2 separate regions of the Homo sapiens genome follow, and region 2 is linked to region 1. A link is a loop called in an ENCODE intact Hi-C map of the cell type or tissue named here. Cell type or tissue: gastrocnemius medialis. All regions are shown on one strand. Links, peaks and the distances in the headings refer to the core of each region. The heading gives the core; the rest is flanking DNA.

Region 1 (10,364 bases), core at 1,559-9,558:
TAGCTTTATAGTAAGTCTTCAAGTCAGATGGTATAAGCCTTCCATCTTTGTTCTTTTTTTGTTTTTTACAAAATTGGTTTGTATATCCTAGTTCCTGTAAAATTTTAGATTTATCTTAGAATTATGTTCCTGGTTTCTAAGAAATTAGCCAAATGGGATTATGATTGGGAATATATTTATTCTAGGGATCAGTTTGGGAAGAATTGACTTCTCACCAATATCAAGCCTTCCAATATATGAACATACACTATCTCTGCATTTATATAGATCTTCTTTAAAACCTCTCAGTAATATTTTATATAAACATCTTAAATACCTACTATTATATTTATTACTCAGAATTTTATTTTTAAATATTTCAGATAGAATTTAAAATTTTTATTTTTCAAAGTTTCCTGTTAATAGATGAAACTACAATTGTAATATTACCCTGATAGCAAAACCTGACAAATACATAAGAGGAAAGGAAACTGTAGACCACTATTCTTTATTAATACAGGTAGAAAAATTCTCAGCAAGATACTAGCAAATTGTATACAGCAACATATAAAAAAGACTATACACCAGAACCAAATATAATTTATCCCACTAATAAAAGGTTACTTAAACATTTGAAAATTAATCGGTATAAACTCCATATTAATAGAATAAAAGAAAAACATACAATCATCTTAGTAAACTTAGAAATAATATTTGACAAAATCCGTTTCATGATAAATATGCTCAACAAACTAGGAATATAAGGAAACTTTTTAACCAGCTAAAGAACATCTATGGAAAACCCACAACTAACATTACAGTTATTAGTGAAAGACTGAAAGTTTTCCACCTAAGATTAGGAACAAGACAAACATTTCTACTCTACCCACTTCTAGTCAATAATGTACTATTGACTATGAGCTAATAAATGAGTTCTGTGAGGTTGCAACGTATAAAATCAATATACAAAGACCAGTTATATTTGTATACACTAGCAAGGAGCAATTTAAAATGAAATTAAGAAAACAATTTTATTCATAATAGCATCAATAAAAAATGCTTAGGAATAAACTTAACAAAAGCAGTGTAAGACATGCACGCTGAAAACTGCAAAGCATCATTGAAAGAGATTAATCATGACCTAAATAATGGTGAAACACACCATAATCATAGAAAGCTTAAGTTAGCAAAATGTCAGTACTCCCCAAATATATCTACAGATTCAGTGCCATCCCTATGAAAATCTTATCTGGCTTTGTTTTTTTTTTTTTTTCTTTTTTGTGGAGAATGGGGTCTCACTATATTGCCCAGGCAGATCTTGAACTCCTGGGCTCAAGCTATCCTCCTGATTCTGCCTCCCTAAGAGCTAGGATTACAGATGTGAGCCACTGCGCCTGCTTTGACTGGCTTTTTAAAAGAAATTTATAGGGCAGCCATGGTGACCCACACCTGTAATCCCAGCACTTTGGGAGGCCGAGGCGGGCAGATCACGAGGTCAAGAGGTCGAGACCATGCTGGCCAGCATGGTGAAACCCCATCTCTACTAAAAATATAAAAAATTAGCTGGGTGTGGTGGCATGCGCCTGTAGTCCCAGCTATTTAGGAGACTGAGGCAGGAGAATTGCTTGAACCCAGGAGGCGGAGGTTGCAGTGAGCCGAGATCACACCACTGCACTCCAGCTGGCGACAGAGTGAAACTCTGTCTCAAAAAAAGAAAAAAAAAGGAATTTATGATCCTGAACTTCATATGGAAATATAAAGACCCAAAATAGCCAAAACAATCTTGAAAAAGAACAATGTTAGAGGACTCACAGCTCCCAATTTCAAAACTTATTACAAAGCTAGAGTAATCAAGAGTCTTTGGTACTGGCAGAAGGATAGACAGATAGATAAATGGAATGGAATAGAGAATCCATGAATAAACCTTATATCTGTGGCCAGTTGATTTTCAAAAGGGTTCCAGAGCAATTCAATGGAAGAAAGAATAGTCTTTTCAACAAATGGTTCTGGGACAACTGGATTTCCACATGTATTAATAATACAAAATTATGAATTTGGATGCTTGTGTCACACCATATACAAAAATTAAAAATGATCCAAGATTTAAATGTAAAAGCTAAAACTATGAAATTCTTATAAGGAAACATAGGTATAAATCTTTATGACCTTGGATTAGGCAATAGTTTCTTGAGTGAAACACCAAAAGCATGTACAGCAAAAGAAAAATATAGATAAATCAGACTTTATCAAAATTTTAAACTTTTGTGCTTCAAAGGACACTAGCAAGAAAGTGAAAAGAGAACTCAAAGATGGAAGAAAATATTTGCAAATTTTATATTTGATAAAGAGTATACCAGATATATAAAGAAATTTTAAAATTTAAAATTTTAAAATTTTAAAATAACATTTGTCCAAAGAAGATACTATAAATGGCCAATAAGCACATGAAGAAATGCCCAACATTATTAGCCCTTAAGACATGTAAATCAAAACCACAACGTGGTACCACTTCATACCCACTTGGGTTACTATTTTAACTGTCTGTCGAATTACTATAGTCTATCATTTTTAGACAGTAAATATAGTAATATAGTATATAGTAATGTAGTAATTGTCTAAAATTGACAGACAATAACAGTGTTGACAGAGATGTGGTAAATTTGGAGCCTTCATGCATTTTGATGGGATTGTAAAGTGCTGTAACCACTTTGATAAAACACCTTGACATTTTCTTAAAAAGTTAATCATAGAGTTATCTCGCTCCTAGGTATAGACCTAAGAGAACTGAAAACATACATTCACACAAAAATTGTATGTGAGTGTTCATAGCAATTTTATTCCTAATAACCAAAATAATAGACAACCCAAATAGCCATCAGCTGATGAATGGATGAACAAAATGTGATATACGCATGCAGCAGAATATTATTCAACCTAAAATCAGAATGGAATACATTTACATGCTACAAAATGGATAAACCTTGAGCACATTAAGCCAGACACACAGACTACATATTGTCTGATTCCATTTATATGAAAAGTCCAGAATGGGCAACTTCACAGGGACAGAAAGTTGAGTAGTGGTTATAAGGGACTGGGCTGGGGGGAATGGGGAGTGACTGTTAATGGGTACAAGACTTCATTTTGTGTGATGAAAGTTTCCGGAATTAGATAAGAAGAATGGTCACACAACTTTGTGAATGTACTAGAAAGCATTGAACTGTACACCTTAAAAGAGTGAACTATACATTATATAAATTATATCTCCAATAAAAAAATAAAGTTGTACTCTATAATTTTTGTAAATCTACTTACTAGTTCTGATAGTTGTTTGGTAGGTTTAATGGGATTTTTTATACAAAATATACCATTCAGAAAGTTTTGTTCCTTTCTATTTTTTGTAGTTGTTCTTTTTCTTTATTATAATGACTCAGACTTCCCATTTGAGGAGTAAATGCTGAGTACAAGTGGTGAGAGTGGACATCTTTGTCTTGATCCTGATTTTATGAGGAATTTTTTATTATATTAACAATCAAGTATAATTTTCACTGTAGAATTTTCAGAGATGCATTTTATTGTATTAGGGAAGTTCTCTTTCATTTCTAATTGATGAGTGTTTGTTTTTAAATCCTTAGTGGATTTTTACTTTTTTCAAGATTTTTTTCTGTTTCCATTGAATCGTCATATAGTTTTTCTCTTTTATTATTGGAATTTTCCACTGTGTCTTATACCTGGTATCAAAAAAATAGACAATATATGTAGAGAATCCCACAACAGATTATAGAGCCTAGGGCTACAAGTGGTCAGTATCACTTCTACCCACATTCCTTTAACTGGAACTGGACCTAAATACAAGGGATCATGAGAATTATAGTCTTCCTGGGTGCCTAGGAGAAACATGAAATGATTTGATGAAAACAGAGCAATTGGAGTGATGGTAATGAATAAAAATAAAGCCCTTTTATATATTATTATTTTAAAGTAACAGAAATCTCTTCAAAAGAAGACCCAAATACTGAGGCTGAACAAATAAATGAATGGATGGTAGGTGGTGCAAGCCAGGTTTCTCATTGTCAGGACAATTTCCATAAGCTAGGAGAGGGGGCTGCAACAAACCCTGTAATGCTGGATTAGAGTTGGACATATCAGCTAACTTCATGTTAGCTTAACTACTATTTAATTTGATAAATATGCATACGGACAGACACAGAAACAATTATAGACATGTGCATATAACTGGGTTTGAATATGTATTTATACTTCTTGGCTCTTTCTGCTGAGGGGGCCTGGGAGCAGTGATACCTCAGTAGCATCAAGCACATGCAGTGCCCAGACCGTGGTTTCTAAATATTATCCTCCAATAATAGGAACTAGGGATCCTCAGAGAAATGACTGAGTTTGTGGCTGGGACAGTAAAAATACAAGATCTTGGAGCACATGGTATGCCCTAAAAAAATAAGTGCTCAAAAAACAAAAAGATGTAGGCATGTGAAAGGCATACAGGAACCAATTTAATAGAGCTCCCAGAGACCAAAGCTGGAACAATTTGAGCCACAAAATAAATAACATGGTATTTGATTATAACCGAAAGTATAAAATAAATGTCTGAGTTCATCCTAATATAAATAAACAATCGAACAAATAAATAAATAGAGTCTTTCTTCTAAAAGAATTCCAAATAGTACAGGTAGATATATCCACCTTCAGATAGTGAAGCTTACCCTCCCCCTTAAATGTGGGCTGGATTTATGACTGGCTTCCAAAGAGGGGAAATAGTAACTTCACAGTGAAAAAGCCTGGTAAACATTATCTTAACCAGGTGATCAAGGTTAACATCACCATGATAAATCAGGCTGATGTCATTTGCCTGCCCCCTGATGTGATGTGATGAGAAGTTTACCTTACCTCGGTGATATTCTTCCCAATAACCCTAATCAGCCAAAAGTGAGGGCATGCTTTAAAAATACTTGGCTAATACACATCAAGACCGTCAATGTCATGGGAAGCAAGAAAAAACTGAGAAACTGTCACAGACCAAAAAAGACTGAAGAGACATGATGACACAATGCAATGTGATATCCTAGACTGGACTGGATCCTGGAACAGAGAAAGGACATTAATAGAAAGACTGGTAAAATCCAAATGAAGTCTGGAGTTGAGTTAGTAGTGATGCACCAATGTTGGCTTCTTAGTTGTCACAAACGTACCAGGCCATGGTAATGTGAGATGTTAACAGTGGGGGAAAGTGGGGGAGGAGTATGTAGGAACTCTTTCTATTATCTTTGCAATTTTTTCTGCAAATTTAAGATTATTCCAGTATAAAAAATTGTCAAAAACACTAATAATAAGAAGGCCCAAAAGGTGAAACAGATATTGGCAAAGCTCTTGTGGTATGAGTAGAGGTACAGGGCCTGAGTCCTGACTGCTCAGCCTCTTCTCACTCCTCACTCCCTTCCAGGCTGCCTCCCTCCTTCCCCAGGTCCCCAGGGTTCTCTGTCACATATTCTGAAAAGTACTGCCCTGCAGAACTAAATGCAAGCTCCTCAACATATCTTCTGGGGCCCTTCATATTCTTACCCTTGTCTAGCTTTCATCTTCATCATCTGTTGACCTCTTGCCTCCTATATTTATTTCTGTATTTATTTCCTTCATATATTTTGAAGGCACTTTTTTTCCTCAAGCAGATCCTGACCTTCTTGTTGATTTTGAACATGCTACTTTTTTCAGCTTGGAAGACCATTCTCAAGCTTACTCACCCTCAAAAACTCTTCAGAAATCATCTTAGAATTCAGCTTAAGAGTGAGCCTTCTCTTGAAAGACTCTAAGGGAAAGGGACACCTTTCTGAAATGTTTCTACAATAGCACATGGTTCTAGTTGCCTGTGTGTGTGCCTGTAAGCATGCCTCTTGCCTGCAAATAGTCCACAACCTCCTTAAGGAGATGTCATTCGTCTCTCTCTGCCAAATGTCAAGCACAGTACCTGCACATAGTAGGTATTCAATAACTGTCAAATAAATGAATGGATGAATAAGAGTAGCAATTTTATTGAAATTGGATTATTTTCTTTTTTGTAGTCTTCTAATTTATTTGAATCTAGTTGTCATGAAAATACAAATTCAACGTTTTAATAAGCAAATTGATCCCAGTTTGCCAGTTTAAAAGAAAAGCATTGGCTTTTTAGGAGTAAGTACTAGCCTCGATTCAGCCGGCATGTGTACAACATATTGAGAGGGGTTGGGTATTTTTTCCTTTAAATAACAAAAATTTCACATGGTGCGTACTTTACAGTAAATGAAATAAGTACTGTAGTGTTGCTTTTTCAGTCTGCTGGTGTTTGAAGTAGTTGTCAGTAAAGCTAGCTGCATACATTTATCTTCATTAGCCATTCCAAGGTGATGCTTTTTGATGCAGGTGGCCCAGCTCTTCCCAGGCACTTTAATTTGCCAATTATTGTACCCACTATCTGTAGAACAGATAGTGATTAGTTTCACATTTTACTCACTGGGCAGCTTAATGTTCTTGTCACCTTACATTGAGTTTTAAATGTGCAAAGCGCAAAGAATGTGAAACATGTTTCTCAGACTTGGGGGCGGTAGTGGCTGTCATGCCTAGTAACTTGAATTACTCCTGGATACAGAAATTAAAGGGCCTGGTTCATTAACAAAGAATCAGATAATCTGACAAAAGTGCATCAAAAAAGGCAACATGAGTGTGTGTGTGTATAAAGGTTAGATGCATCTTTTCATTTTCTTTCACAAAAGCATCATTTGCTAGCGTGTGGGATCTGAGTGCTAGTTTGCTGGCTTAGATTACTACCGTTTAAAGAAAGAGAGAGATAATGGCAGGATCTTATTTAGAAAATAGCATTCTACCTGAATAATTTTCTTCTTTGAGTATTCTAAGGCAACATAGTTCATCCAAAACAGAGAATGAGAGGCACCGATTTTTAACGTAACGACTATGCACTACCTTACATTTTGGACAATTTTGCTCTAGCTATGACTCATTAACAAATTTTTTTTTAATTGCCAGAGAAAGTTGAGAAGTTCCCTTTGGAAAAATCCAAACCACACTTAGCAGTTTCGTCTGATGTTCATTTGTTTAATTTCCTGGGAGTGAGGTTGACTCGTTTATGGGGACTTAACCTAGTGCCATTATTAGCAGAAAAGATTATTTAACATTTTAAGAAAACATGGGAAAATGCTAGGCACATGGCATCCCAAACATAAACTTTATTTGCTACCCTCTCGAAGAATTTGTTTGCACATAATGTTGTTCACACCAGTGATAACAGAAAATGTAGTAATAACTACTCAGAATTAATATGCTGTAGTATGCATGGCTGCCTAATTTAATTTATCTCTGATTAAGCCTATTATGTTTGAGATCGCTTTACAGAAGAGATTTTTTTGCCAGCTGTAAGCTTATTTGAATTGTAATATAAGTTAATAATGTGTGAAATAACCAGTGGTGCCTACTTCTAAATGTTAATTTTGCCAACTGACTTCCTGAGTTGCATACCCAGACTATTAATGGGCATTTAGTTAATATCTTACATGAAGACCAGCTATTGGAATAAATATGAGAATTAACTATTTTCGTAGGCAAAGACAAATGGCGCAGAAATTCTTAAATTCTGAAATCCAGAAGAAAAGCTCTTGCATTATAAAAGTAATTGAAAATCAATGACTGATAATCACATAACATCACATATAAAGTAACATGTACTTTTTACATGACTTGTGTTCTAAATTTATTTCTTCAACCCTAAATCATCTCACTGGATCAGATAGAGTGGGTCCCTCGGGGTTCTTGCAGTGATCTATGCAGCACCTGCCTCACTGTCTGTGTGATCAGGTCTCTTGAGTGGGCCCAGCACCAGAGGGAAGGGGCTTGGCTATTGCTATTCAGTGGCTTGTTCTCCACATTACAGACCAAGCTTTGTATGTTTATCCAGAACCAATTGTTTCATTGGTCAGTCTAATCCTCTTTTTCAATGTCTTAAGTAATTAGCACCAAAAAAGTGATTGCGCTAATTACATTTCCTTGCTCAGCAGTTGGTCTCATACAAGGTTCTGTGCCTCCTTAGATACAGTTTGCATGGCTCAAAAGGTGAACTGTATTATTTGTATACATACTTAACTTTGGTAAACTGATTCCTCCCTACTCATTCTCAAACTGCTTTTCTCCCTTTTTGTAGTTTTTATTTATGGCTCTCTAATTAAAATTCCACCCAGTCCTCAAAGCCCCTTAAAAATCATACCTGCTCTATGAAGATTTCCTAACCATCCCAGGCCATGACCACGTCCTCCTTGGTTGGCGGTGGGGTCATTTGCCTTGATCATGTAGTCACCTTTCATATATTCTACTTATAGAGTCCGTGAGGACAGAGACCTTGCAATTTAAATCATTATACCCCACGGTGCCTAATACAGTTTCTTGTAAGAAAAAAATATATATATCAATAGATGGTGGTGATTGATGTTCAGAATACAAACATGACAAGGGAGATGCTTATAGATCATGAACCCTAGGTGAATAAATGAATGTAGATGAATACATAAAGTCAGTTTGCAGGTTCTCATTTGTTTTAAAGTTGAAGTAGAAACTTGCATGTAATAATTAACAAGTCAGAGATCACAAAGTAGATTTCTCCTTGCTTTAAACAGCTCTTGCTAGGCCTATAGTTTGAATCTCAGAATGTGTATAAAGTAGTGTTTCTTAACTCTGACTTACATGAGAATTGGCTGGGGAACTTCAAACATGTATGCCCATGGCAAAGACTCACCTTCAAATCAGTTAAATCAGGGAGCACTTTTTAAAAAGCTAACCAGATGATTTTAGTAAGAAACCAGAATTGAGAACCACCAGTGTAAAGGAAACTTAAAGGTCATTAAATTCATATATCCATCTGGTGTTTGATTGTTGTACATAGCTGCTTAGCAGTGAAAGAAGAGTGTTTCTAATAGGATCAAAATTGCAGCTCTCTGGTGCAGGTTTCCGTGCCATATCCAATCCTTCTCTCAAGCTAACACCCAAGGCGACCTACTCCCTTGGTTTGTAGAGAGCTATCCCTATTTTTTTTTTTTTTTTTTTTTTTTTTTTTTTTTTTTTGAGATGGAGTCTCGCTCTGTCGCCCGGGCTGGAGTGCAGTGGTGCGATCTCTGCCCACTGCAAGCTCCGCTTCCCGGGTTCACGCCATTCTCCTGCCTCAGCCTCCCGAGTAGCTGGAACTACAGGTGCCCGCCACCATGCCCAGCTAATTTTTTGTATTTTTAGTAGAGACAGGGTTTTACCGTGTTAGCCGGGATGGTGTCGATCTCCTGACCTCGTGATCCCTCAGCCTCCCAAAGTGCTAGGATTACAGGCGTGAGCCACTGAGCCCGGCAGCTATCCCACTTTTTAACACAGAAAGTTCCACATAGTAGGAAACTCCTTATTACTGGGCAAACCAGGACAGTTGGCCATCCTACTACCAACACACTTATGACTTGGATACCACAGAGGTGGTTTTGGATAAATTTCCTCTTGAGAGGAAGTGGGGTTTCTGATAGAATTTTTAATGAAAAAAATAGAAACAGAACACTTTAAAACCTTAGCAGCCTTGAGGGGAAAGAGACATATCAAGAGAAAAAGGGAAAACATTGCAATAGGTTCTCACAGAATTTCTGCAGTTAAGATGAAGGAGGGGTATTATGGCATGTAATTAATTAAAGAACATCAAAATATTCACTCACTTTTGTCTCTGTTATGTAGGTAAATTAAGGATAATTTTGTAACAAAAGAAGGCATGGAGCAAAAATCCCAAACTTGTAAATATAATTAACTAAACAATAAGCCCCTTGAGGATAGTTTTTTCTTGTTGTTATTTTTTGGTTTTGGTTTTTTGTTGTTGTTGTCGTTGTTTGTTTTTTGAGACAGAGTCTCGCTTTGTCACCCAGGCTGGAGTGCGATGGTGCAATCTCGGCTCACTGCAACCTCTGCCTCCCAGATTCAAGCAATTCTCCTGCCTCAGCATCCTGAGTAGCTGGGACTACAGGCGCGTGCCACCACACCCAGCTAATTTTTTTGTAGTGTTAGTAGAGATGGGGTTTCACGATGTTGGTCAGGCTGGCCTCAGACTCCTGACCTCGTGATCCACCCGTCTCAGCCTCCCAAAGTGCTGGGATTACAGGTGGGAGCCACCGCACCCAGCAGAGGATAGTTATTTTTACAAAGAGAAAACAAAGGATTATTGACAGCTACATAGAAAATTACTGACAGAACTAACATATGGCTCCTAGATCATTTTCTGGTAGGATCTTTGGCCCTTTTCCTACTCTACATCCTTTTAGTCCCAGTGACGTTTAGCATAGTACCCTCCTTTCAGATAAAAATAAGTGTTG
Region 2 (10,364 bases), core at 1,075-9,074, 58 kb after region 1:
TTGTACTTGAGATTCTTTTCCTCATCACCTTTCTCTTCTGCCTAATAGCCTTGTTCTCAGAAAAAGCCACACTAACTGTTATTGCTATACACAGTCTTGCAACATCAATTGCGTTTTTTAAAATTGGTAAATAGAATGGCTAATATTTGCTTTCCAATTTGCAAAACTCATTCACCTACATTATCCCATTTGATTGCACTGTCTTCCCTTTATGATAGGTAGATATTTCTTTTTGTTATTGCTCTTGTTAATGTTTCCATTTTACAAATAGAGAAACAGAAGAGCAGAGTTTCGGTGACTTTTCCAGCATTGAAATGGCAGAGCTATAAACTCAGCTCAGCTGACACTAAATTCCCTGTTTTCTGTCCACCACGTGGTGAAATCCTAATACAATGCATGCATTCAGCAGAGAAAATGTTTAGAAATACCACAAAGTCAAAAGTCATCTAAAAGATTTAACCATTGAATTTAACAGGTGTTTGCTGAGGATTTTACATGTGTCCTGTAAAAAGTGCTTTGAGAAATAGAATAAATATATATGTATATAAGTGTCTTTGAAGAGCCTTTCTCTCTAAATTGAAAAAAACAAAACAAAACACCAACACCTGAAAAACAATGATAAAAATGATGTGTAGAGTCAGGTGTGTTAAGTAGTGGTGCACACTGGTAATATAATAATCAGATCGGTCACTGGGGCTTTGAGGAAAGATGTTATCAGGAAGGTGGGGCTTGAGCTAAGTCTGGAGAGATGAGTAGGATTTGTATATTCACTCACTCATTCATTCATTCAACAAATACTCATTGAGCCGCTGTCTGGTGCAGGGGCTCCCGCAGTAAACAAGACAAGTATGGTCTGCCCTCTCAGAATTTATAGTGGAGAGGTGACAACCAGGTATTATGCAGTAGTCATTGTTACAGTGGCAGAAGAAAAATTCACTTTTTGGCCATCAAAGTAGGTGAGGGTAGATGGTGTTCATTAAATAGAAACCAATCGCATTTGGAATGTGCTAAGTTCTACTCCCACATACCTGTGCACTTCATGCTGAGTTGACCAAGCATTTGTTTTTTGTTGTGTTTCTTTTTGGTCAATAGTGGCCATAAATGAAAAATTCCAAATTAACTGTAGTAATATGTGTGTGTGTGTGTGTGTGTGTGTGTACATGTGTGTATGTGTATATGTGTATACACATATATATAATATATATGGTTTCTTTTTTAATATAATAAGAAAGAATATGAAAATGGATAAGAGACCAGGGAAAGTAGGAGACAAAGGAAATACAAAGGCTGAGTTTTAAAACATTATATTTAGGATATTTATTAAGTTCTTCAAAATGCTATCAAATTCATACAATTGAAGATTAGTCTGCTCTAGGGAGGTAGGTGTACATAAATGACATTTTCTATGGCTTGAACATGTGTTTATCCCAGGCCCCTTTTCCCTAAAGCTTACATAGACAGATACTTTCTTCTAATAACTTGAAAGTAAAGATTTCTATTTTTCCACCCACATTTCCCCAGCTGCCTAATTGAAATATTCAGAGAGCAGAAGTTACTTACTCTCGTCTCACCTCCTACTTCTCTCAGAAAATGTAGTACGACTTCTAGAGTAAGCCAAAACCTTCATAATTCATTATTTTTTCTTGTAATTTTGAGTCTTCTGACGTTTTAACCATGACCAATTTATGATTTTCCCAGCAACTTGCCATGAAAAGAATTACAGCCCTACGCGTTATAGAAGATTTACCGTATCTGCCCCAAATTACTTTTTCTATCTCCTGTGTTAGCCAAATTGCTTAAACTGTTTTTGAGCCTTTCAGGGTCTTTCTGGGCTTCCCTTCATCATTTACACGGCCTGATAATTTAACTGCACTTTGCTTTGTTCTCAGGGCCACCAGCCGACTACATTCCTTGATACAATCTCAGGGTCAGGTTCTGTTGTGTTTGGTTAGTGCTTATTTATTTTATTCCAGTCTTTTTTCTGTGTATTTCAATCATACTGAATATAACATTTTCTATTATGCATTTTTAACATCTTATCCTAAACTATTTTTCCATTGTATTCTTTTATATTAAAAATTTAAAAATAATTCATCAAATCTCTAGATTACTTAACCATTCTACTATTTACATTTAGGCTGTTTCCATTTTTTCACTGTTACTAGCCAAGTTTCTTTAAAGAACTTAGTCTCCCTGAGCATGCAAAAACATCTTACCTTTTCTATAAAATGGTGATCATATCTACTTCATGGAACTGCTGTGAGATTTAAATGGGATAATTTATATAACCTCCATATGGTAAGCATACATTAAATATTCTTCTTACTCCTTTGTTCTTATTTCTTTCTTTCTCCTTTCTGCTTTTTTTAAAGCAAATAATATTTTGCTTTAAAACATTGCAGTGGACATTTTTATGCATGGGGCTTTTTAGCTGTTAGAATTATTTCCATTGGATAGACTCCTACATGTGGAACTAGTACATCAAAAGAAATGAGCATTTTCAAGTTTCTTGTTAAGTACTGGTCAATTAATTCCCAAACTATACATATGGACTTAATATTTACTAATTTGATATGCAAAAATGGCATCCTATTATTTTATCTTAAATTATTCTATAACTACCCTTGTTTATTTCCTTATTCTCCTTCATTTTCTATTCACATTTTCTCTTTTGTAAATAATTATTCTCACACTGTATCCATTTATCAAATAGGGTTCCTGGTAATTTTTTTTTTTTTTTTTTGGTTTATATTTGGGCATTTGTTAAACATTTTAATCCTTGGACTTCATATTTCCTAAAAATATTTATCTACTCCATGTTTTGCCTCTTAATGTTGGTTCTTTTTTATGGTTTTTATATTTAATTTTTCATTTATGAGTTCTTTATTCCATTTCTAAATGCAGAAAGGTTTGCCCACTCTGGAAGTTGTTATATTCCCTATTTTCCATGCCCCCAGTGACTTAATTCTGCCTTTTATTGGAAATTAAATTCTTATGCATATTTTTGTCTATTTCTGAAATATCTATTCTTTACTACTGATTTATCTATTTTTATTCCAAGACCACATTGTTTCAGTTCTTATGGTTCTATGGTATGTTTACATGACATATCTGATGCCCTTTTTACTGTACCTGGTGTGCAGCACTATGTTTCTTTTCCACGTAGCCATAGAGCCACGGATGCCACTGCTTGCTCAGGTGTCATGCTGGCCACCTCTGGAGTTCTTCAACTGTGAATGCAGAATGTTAGAGGCAGCCTTTAATGTTTCAGAAGGGACTTAAAGATTATTTAGTGTAACCTTCCTTCCAAGAAATCCTCTTTAAAACATTTCTGACAGGATTATGGAGAGGCTGGATTTTATGAGTACTTGGCTTTCTCCCAAAGTTTCTGATATTTCTAAATGACCAACCACTCTTCCCATATTTGTTGAAATTAAACTGACACTAAATCCCTTTCCTCACTGCTTCTTCAATTTATTGAGAGATTAAAATTATCAGTAAAGCAAGGCGTAAGATTTTTATATCCTCTGATTTTATCAAAAGGATTTCCCAGGAAATCAAATCCCTCATTACTGTGGTAGCACACCTTTCAGATGTGCTGTCGTGCACTTCCACAGTGACGCCTCTTCCACTTCCCTCCCCTTTCATCATCACCAAATGTTCCTCTCACCGTGATTCTGCTCCCACCTTTATGAACTTCTCTGTTTACCTTCTTCACAGGAAGTGCTACTTGAGATCATTACATTGAATTTGTTCCTTTTATCCCAAATATACCATTACACAGTTATACCCCAATCCTAAATCCCATACTCCAAAGTCCTGGCTGTTCTGTGAGATGATACTTACCTCCATTATTGTTTCTTGTTTGTTTTATTCCCCATACTTTGTTTTGGTTTTGTGAAGTTTTTTTGTTGCCTTTGATTTGTGTTTGTTGTCAATACTTTGTGCATTGGTGTAGATCTAGGTTTTTTAAACCAATCTGTTGGAACATTCGTGTTCCACTGTTGTAAGGTAGAGTGGAGGTCACATAAGTATTATACTTAGGTGGCCTAACAATGGTGGCAAACTCTGGGTTAAACGTAGATAAATTGCTTTCTTTGTAGGTTTTCCCAAGGCCTTTACTATGCTAATGTGCAATAAGTAGTTCTCAAAGAGTGGGATCTACTACGTACAATTCCTAACTTAATTTAGCCTTTAAAAAATGCCTGCATTAGGACAAATACCTAATGCATGCGGGGCTTAAAACCTAGATGATGGGTTGATAGGTACAGCAAACCACCATCGCACATGTATACCTATGTAACAAACCTGTACATTCTGTATCCCAGAACTTAAAGTAAAATTTAAAAATTAATTAAAAAACAAACCTGTGAGCCTCTCGTGAGACGCTAGAATATTCACTGTGGAGATCCTTCTCCACTACCATCCATCCTTCTATGCCTCATATGATATCCTCTGCATGATCTAGTTCACAATTTTGTTTATGTTTGTGCTGAACAGTGTCACTCCCTAATCTCAAATTTCAAAATTTGGGTCAGGTGTTGCCTGAAACCTTCTTCTCAGTTTTCTGTGGCACACGTTGTCCCTTTTCAGAAGGCCCCACCTCTGGTGTCACAAGTTGAAATCTAGAATATCAAATCCCAAGCTTTGGCACCTCTTGTGTGACCAGCTGCTCTCTTCCTGTATAACTTAATTTCTTTTCCAAAGTTATAATCATCAACTGGAAGGAGAGCTGAAAAGCAGGAGCTGAGTACCCAGGTTTTAAGTTTCTTGCCCAGGCCTGCATGGGAACTAATAGTGCTTTCTGGATATTCTCTGGCCGTGAGATAATACCTTGCTTTTCTATAAACTTTTTGAAATCTCCTTTCCTATTGTCAACAATATTTCTTTAGCCATTATTGACTCTGGGGTGATGCACATCTTTTACTCCAAGCTTCTTAGCATGCCATTTGTGCTATTTTAAACACATGTTCCAAAAAGACATCATACTTGGCCGGGCGCGGTGGCTCACTCCTGTAATCCCAGCACTTTGGGAGGCTGAGGCAGGCGGATCAAGAGGTCAGGAGATTGAGACTATCCTGGCTAACACGGTGAAACCCCATCTCTACTAAAAATACAAAAAAATTAGCAGGGCATGGTGGCGGGCACCTGTAGTCCCAGCTACTCGGGAGGCTGAGGCAGGAGAATGGCGTGAACCCGGGAGGCGGAGCTTGCAGTGAGCCGAGATGGCGCCACTGCACTCCAGCCTGGGTGACAGAGTGAGACTCTGTCTCAAAAAAAAAAAAAAAAAAGACAACATACTTCCCAATTAACTACATAGAGCCACATCCTTTATCAGTGACTAATTTGGAGCCAACAAAAGACTTCTTCACACTTGTAAGGGTCTATCAGCACCCTTAAGTGTTCCTTGGCTCATACCTTGCTGTTTCTTTTTCAGAAGCTCTGGGTTCACTGTCACTGCTTCTGTTTCCTGCCATTCTGAGAAGAACTTAGCTTTCTATCTCATGGAACGCCAAGATAGGTTGCAAGTCCTTCTCCGTCCCCTTCACTACCCTCTCCCATTCACTGGTGTTTCCACTTATTTTCATTCTTCTCTGCTTCCTCAGAGTACTTTTTTCTAATTTCCTTCTTGGGTTGTTTAATCCTCACAGGAACACCTTTATCCTCTTTAATATGCCCAGATATGAAGAGGGATTTGTTAAATCCTTTCATCTCCTCAAGCATCACTCTTTTAACTGAGATTTATTGAGCCAGATGTTATGCTAAATACTGGGAATACAGGACATAGACCTTACTGTCATGCTTTAGAGTGGCGGGAGAAACAGAAAAGAGTAAATACACAAAAACAAATTAACATGATAAGTGGTTATGCTACTAATAGATAAAGGGTGCTATAGGATGTCACTGAAGAAAGTTAAGCAGGGGAGTAGCAGGATCAGAATTATATTTTTACAGAGCATGTTTGTAACCCCTATAGAGGACTGATGGGGGTGTGGAAAGGTTGGCAACCAGACAGGAGTTACCCAGATAAGAGACAGTGATGGCAGTAATGCCAGCGATTATCCTGAGCAGTACAGATGGAGTAACCTGAAGGGATTCATGAGACATTTCATTGTAGAAACCACAGGAATGGATGACTAAGACCACATGGAACATAAGGAGAGTGAAGAATCAACAGTGACTCCTAGGCTTCTAGACTTGCAAGTGGGGTTAACCATAGAGCCATTTGCTTAGAAGGTGGGGAAGGCTGAAAGAGAAGGATGGGTAAGATGGCTCATTTCCTTTTGGATATGTTGAGTTTGAGGAACCTGTTGAAAGAAAACCTGTGTTGAGCAGGGAGATTTATGGGCCTGGCAAGCAGGAAGGAAGGCCTGATGGAGGTATGGCTTTGGTGGCCACAACATAGGGATGGTTGTTGACGCCCTGGGGACCGTAACGCCCAGACGCACCTCTGCTGTGAAATTAGGAAGAAGCTCTCAGATGCTCCTTCAAGTTTCAGCCTACCCTGCAGCCAGGTCTCCAGATCCCTCTCTTGTGTCCCACTACATTCCTACTATTTCAGGGCTCCAAGATTTGAAATGAGAGAAGTGGTCAGAGATAAAAAAATAGAATCTGGAAATCCTGCCTGAAACTGTCTCTTCAGCTTACAAATACACTCAGGACTGTCTGTTGATAAACCACCCCACATGCTTGTTTTTAAAATGAAAATCATACTTATACCAGCAAAGTTTCTTTCTTTAGTCCCTTCAGATATTAATGGTGGCATTCTCTGACACAGCCATGATGAAGGGGATACAGACAGCCTGGCGGGTACCAGTGGGGGTCTCTAAAGGATGATGCTCAGAGTTCTCTTTTGTTTTTATTTTCCATCTTGTTGAAAGATTTCTCACTATCAAGTGTCAGAAAACAAATAGGCCCTTGACTTATGTTTCACAATTTATGTACCTGATTTCATGTACTTGTGACAGTTCTGTTACACTCTATGCATTTACTTACCCTTTCTTCCCCAGGACATTAGGACATTACATTGGTATATTTATTTACTCACCACAGTATTACAGCATTTTTTACAAGGCACTAGAGGAACAGCAATTGGCCTGACCGACCAGTGATGCTCTTATGGAGAACACGTATCTCTAAAGAAGATGTTATCAAATAATTATACAAATGACTAATTATAATTGTGGGATGTTACAAAGAGGAATTGGGAGGCTAACTTTGTTTGGAGGTATTGGAGAAGCTTCAGAAAAGGTTCCCCTAAAGTAGTAATATTCAAACTAAGACCTAAAGGATAAATTAGACTTATCTAGTTAGCAGGAAGGAAGAGCAGAAAGAAATGGAGAATTTGAAAAGATGAGAAAGTTCTAAAAGCAGAAAATGTCCTGTTCAAAGACCTGAGATGAAAGGAGCTTATCCTCTTCAAAGAAGAGAAAAGTGGGTGTATGTGGGCCAGAGGTGGTGGTTGGGATGGAGTGGGATTGGCAGGTTGGTGCTTAACTCAAGTCTGGTAGGATAGGCTGGGGCCAGACCATGCCTTCCAAAGCTTGGAGTACAGACTTTATTTGAAGTGCAAACTACTGAAGTTTTAAGGAGATAAGTGACCTGTGACTCGTGTGTTTTGTTTCTTTATTTCTGCTAACAAAAAAGCATCTGACTTGTTTTATAGAGACTGCATTGAAGAATGGCAAGAGGGGAGGGAGGCTGGGTTTGTATCTAGAAGGCTGCTGTCCAAAAAGGGATGGCAGAGGTAGATGGGGCAGAGGTAGATGGCCTAGATACATCCAATGGGACTGGAATATGGAGCACCTGCCATGTGCAGGCACTGCCATAGACGCTACACATGCTGTCCTGCAACTTGCATCCTAGTGCTAAGCTGATGTGTGTGTGTCTACAATATTTCTTTTGTTTCTTTTTCTTTCTTTTTATTTATTTATTTTTTTTTTTGAGACAAGATTTTACTCTGTCATCCAGGCCAGAGTGCAATGGCCTGATCACAGCTCACTACAGCTTCAACTTCCCGGGCTCAGGTGATTCTCCACCTCAGCTTCTCGAGTAGCTGGGACCACAGATGTGTGCCAGCTAATTTTTTGTATGTTTAGGAAAGATGGGAATTCACACCATGTTGCCCAGGCTGGGCTCTAACTCCTGGGCTTGATCAAGCAATCTGCCCGCCTCAGCCTCCCAAAGTGGTAGGATTACAGGTGTGAGCCACTGCACCCAGCCTGTCTACAGTATTTCTAGAGATAAGAGAATGTGTAAAATCTGTTTCCAAAAAAGATTTGCTTTGGCCTATCCCATGTACTATATAAGGTAACTGACATCACTTAAAGCAAATCAAAGATTGTTCTCCACAAATGACAAAAGCCTATATCCTTGTTAGCTAGAGATGTTACAAACTTTTGTTAAATGCTTAATATAATATAGTCACTTTTCTATTCCATGGAATGAATAAGATAAATTTACTTGCTTAGCATTAGATCGACCTCTTCTGAATTATTAATATAAAAATTTTTTCATCCTATGTATACTACAACAAATACATATATATTTAAATTTTATTCCAGTTTGCACCTCTTGATTAGCTTAATCTTTATTTGCTCTGTTGTACTCTGGTATATGTACCACTCATTAGCCTTTAGAACTATGGTGGCCACATTCTTACTCACTAGACTAAAACTAGAGAAATATTTTTAAATAATTGCATGCATATTGACATATGTACATGTATTAAATATATAATCTATAATATATAATTTTTGTATGTGTATATATCACAAATACATACATTCCCTAATTTTCTTGATTTCCTCTGGAGTAGAGAAGCTTCAGTATCTTTAACAGCCCAATAAGCTGAGGGAAAATATTTGCATTCCACACTAGGAAATGCATCCTCTGCTCAGAGTGGACATTCTAATTCAGCAGAGAGTAGAAAGAAAAGCCAGACAATTAAATTCCCATATTAGAATGAGTTTGAGTGTTTCTATACTGATATAAGTGTGTGTATATATGTGTGTGCATGCATGTGAATTATTGTATATTGGATTTTTGCATTGGGTTAATGTCAAAGTCTTTTATTTGTAACTATGGATTAATTGCGTAGGGGACTTCTGCTCCAGATCCACTGTTTGCTTTTATTTCCTTTTATTATTCTGCAGCCTGCCTTCTAGTTTACAGTGTGTTACATACTGCATTCTTGAATTGTAAGCACATGTCATTTATGTGCTAATATAATTATTCTATCATCTGTCTAACAGACTGTGCTGGACTTCTTCTATGGGAAAGAACTGTAGCTAATCATCTTTGTATTTCCTCTATCATTAAAGCTGGGTGCTTGGTAACTATATAGTTGAATGAATATGTAATTTGGTTCATTTATATAAATAATTACATAAAATGCATAATACCTGGAAAAGTCACTTTTATACTTGGTCCTTAGACTGTCTAAACTATAGATTTTCTGTCTTCAATCAGTTAGATATGAAGAGTAACTATGACCTCCAGCCCCCTTATTTGACATCCATGATTTATTTTTCTCATAATTGAGCATTATATTTTCAGATTCCTTCTTTTTTAAAAATGTATCTTCCCTGTCTTTCTTTATCATGGTTATGCTTTCATCTACCTTCTTGCACAGATGGAGTATATTTATAATAGCTGTTTTAGTGTGCTTATCTACTGATTCTATTATCTGTGACATTTCTGAATCTCTGTCTTGATTGATTTTTATCTTTATGATAGGTCTTATTTTTCTGTTTCTTTGCATGCCTACTAATTTATTATTGGTTGCCAGACGTTGTGAATTTTATGTTGTCAGGTGCTGGATTTTTTTTTCTTTCCTTTTTTGTCTTCTTTAAAATATTTTTAAGTTTTTGTTTGTTTGTTTGTTTGTTTTGAGATGCAGTCAAGTTCCTTGGAAACAGTTTGATTCTCTCAAGGCTTTGATTTTATACTTGGGTTAATGGATCTAAGCAGCCTTTAGACTGGAGATAATTTCATCCGGTTTCTGAGGCAAAACACTTCTGGGAACTCTTTCCTGGCATATTGCGAGGTTGCTTCTCTCTGGATCTCGAGAACTTGAGCTACTCCCTGTCCTTTGTGAGCTTCAGAAAGGTTCCATCTGTGGCTTTTGCCCCAGCCTTTGCACTTCCCTCTCCGTCTCTCCTAATCAACATGCAGCCACAGACTCTGAGGGGACCTCTGAAGATCTCCAAAGCTCTCTCTCTCTGATTGGCTCCTTCCTCTCTTGTACTCTGCCCTGAAATTTCCAGGGGCATTGGTTTCCCCAGATGTCTAATTCAGACAGACCTCAGGCTCTGTTCTGGTTTCTCTTCCTTGCATTAAGCCCTGGAAACCTTCTAGACAGT

The links. Hi-C counts contacts between places; a loop is a spot of excess contacts. Peaks named below come from ENCODE experiments on the same cell type or tissue, not always from the same donor. Only the 100,000 strongest peaks of a DNase experiment are listed, where the experiment ranks them.
Region 2: a loop joins it to region 1, with 5 times the contacts of the local background. A loop is called at or near these places in 1 of 110 quality-filtered maps.

What each region holds. Positions count from the first base shown.
Region 1 is chr13:43,459,523-43,469,886 of GRCh38, reverse strand. All of the region lies in intron 3 of ENOX1 (ecto-NOX disulfide-thiol exchanger 1), which reads left to right. Among named protein-coding and RNA genes, the nearest start is that of ENOX1-AS2, 16 kb to the right of the region's middle. In gastrocnemius medialis, for the core only: no CTCF peak of the experiment used is centred there; a DNase peak (open chromatin) is centred at 5,166; H3K27ac peaks cover 1,308 bases.
Region 2 is chr13:43,401,420-43,411,783 of GRCh38, reverse strand. All of the region lies in intron 5 of ENOX1 (ecto-NOX disulfide-thiol exchanger 1), which reads left to right. Among named protein-coding and RNA genes, the nearest start is that of ENOX1-AS2, 42 kb to the left of the region's middle. In gastrocnemius medialis, for the core only: no CTCF peak of the experiment used is centred there; a DNase peak (open chromatin) is centred at 4,603; H3K27ac peaks cover 3,881 bases.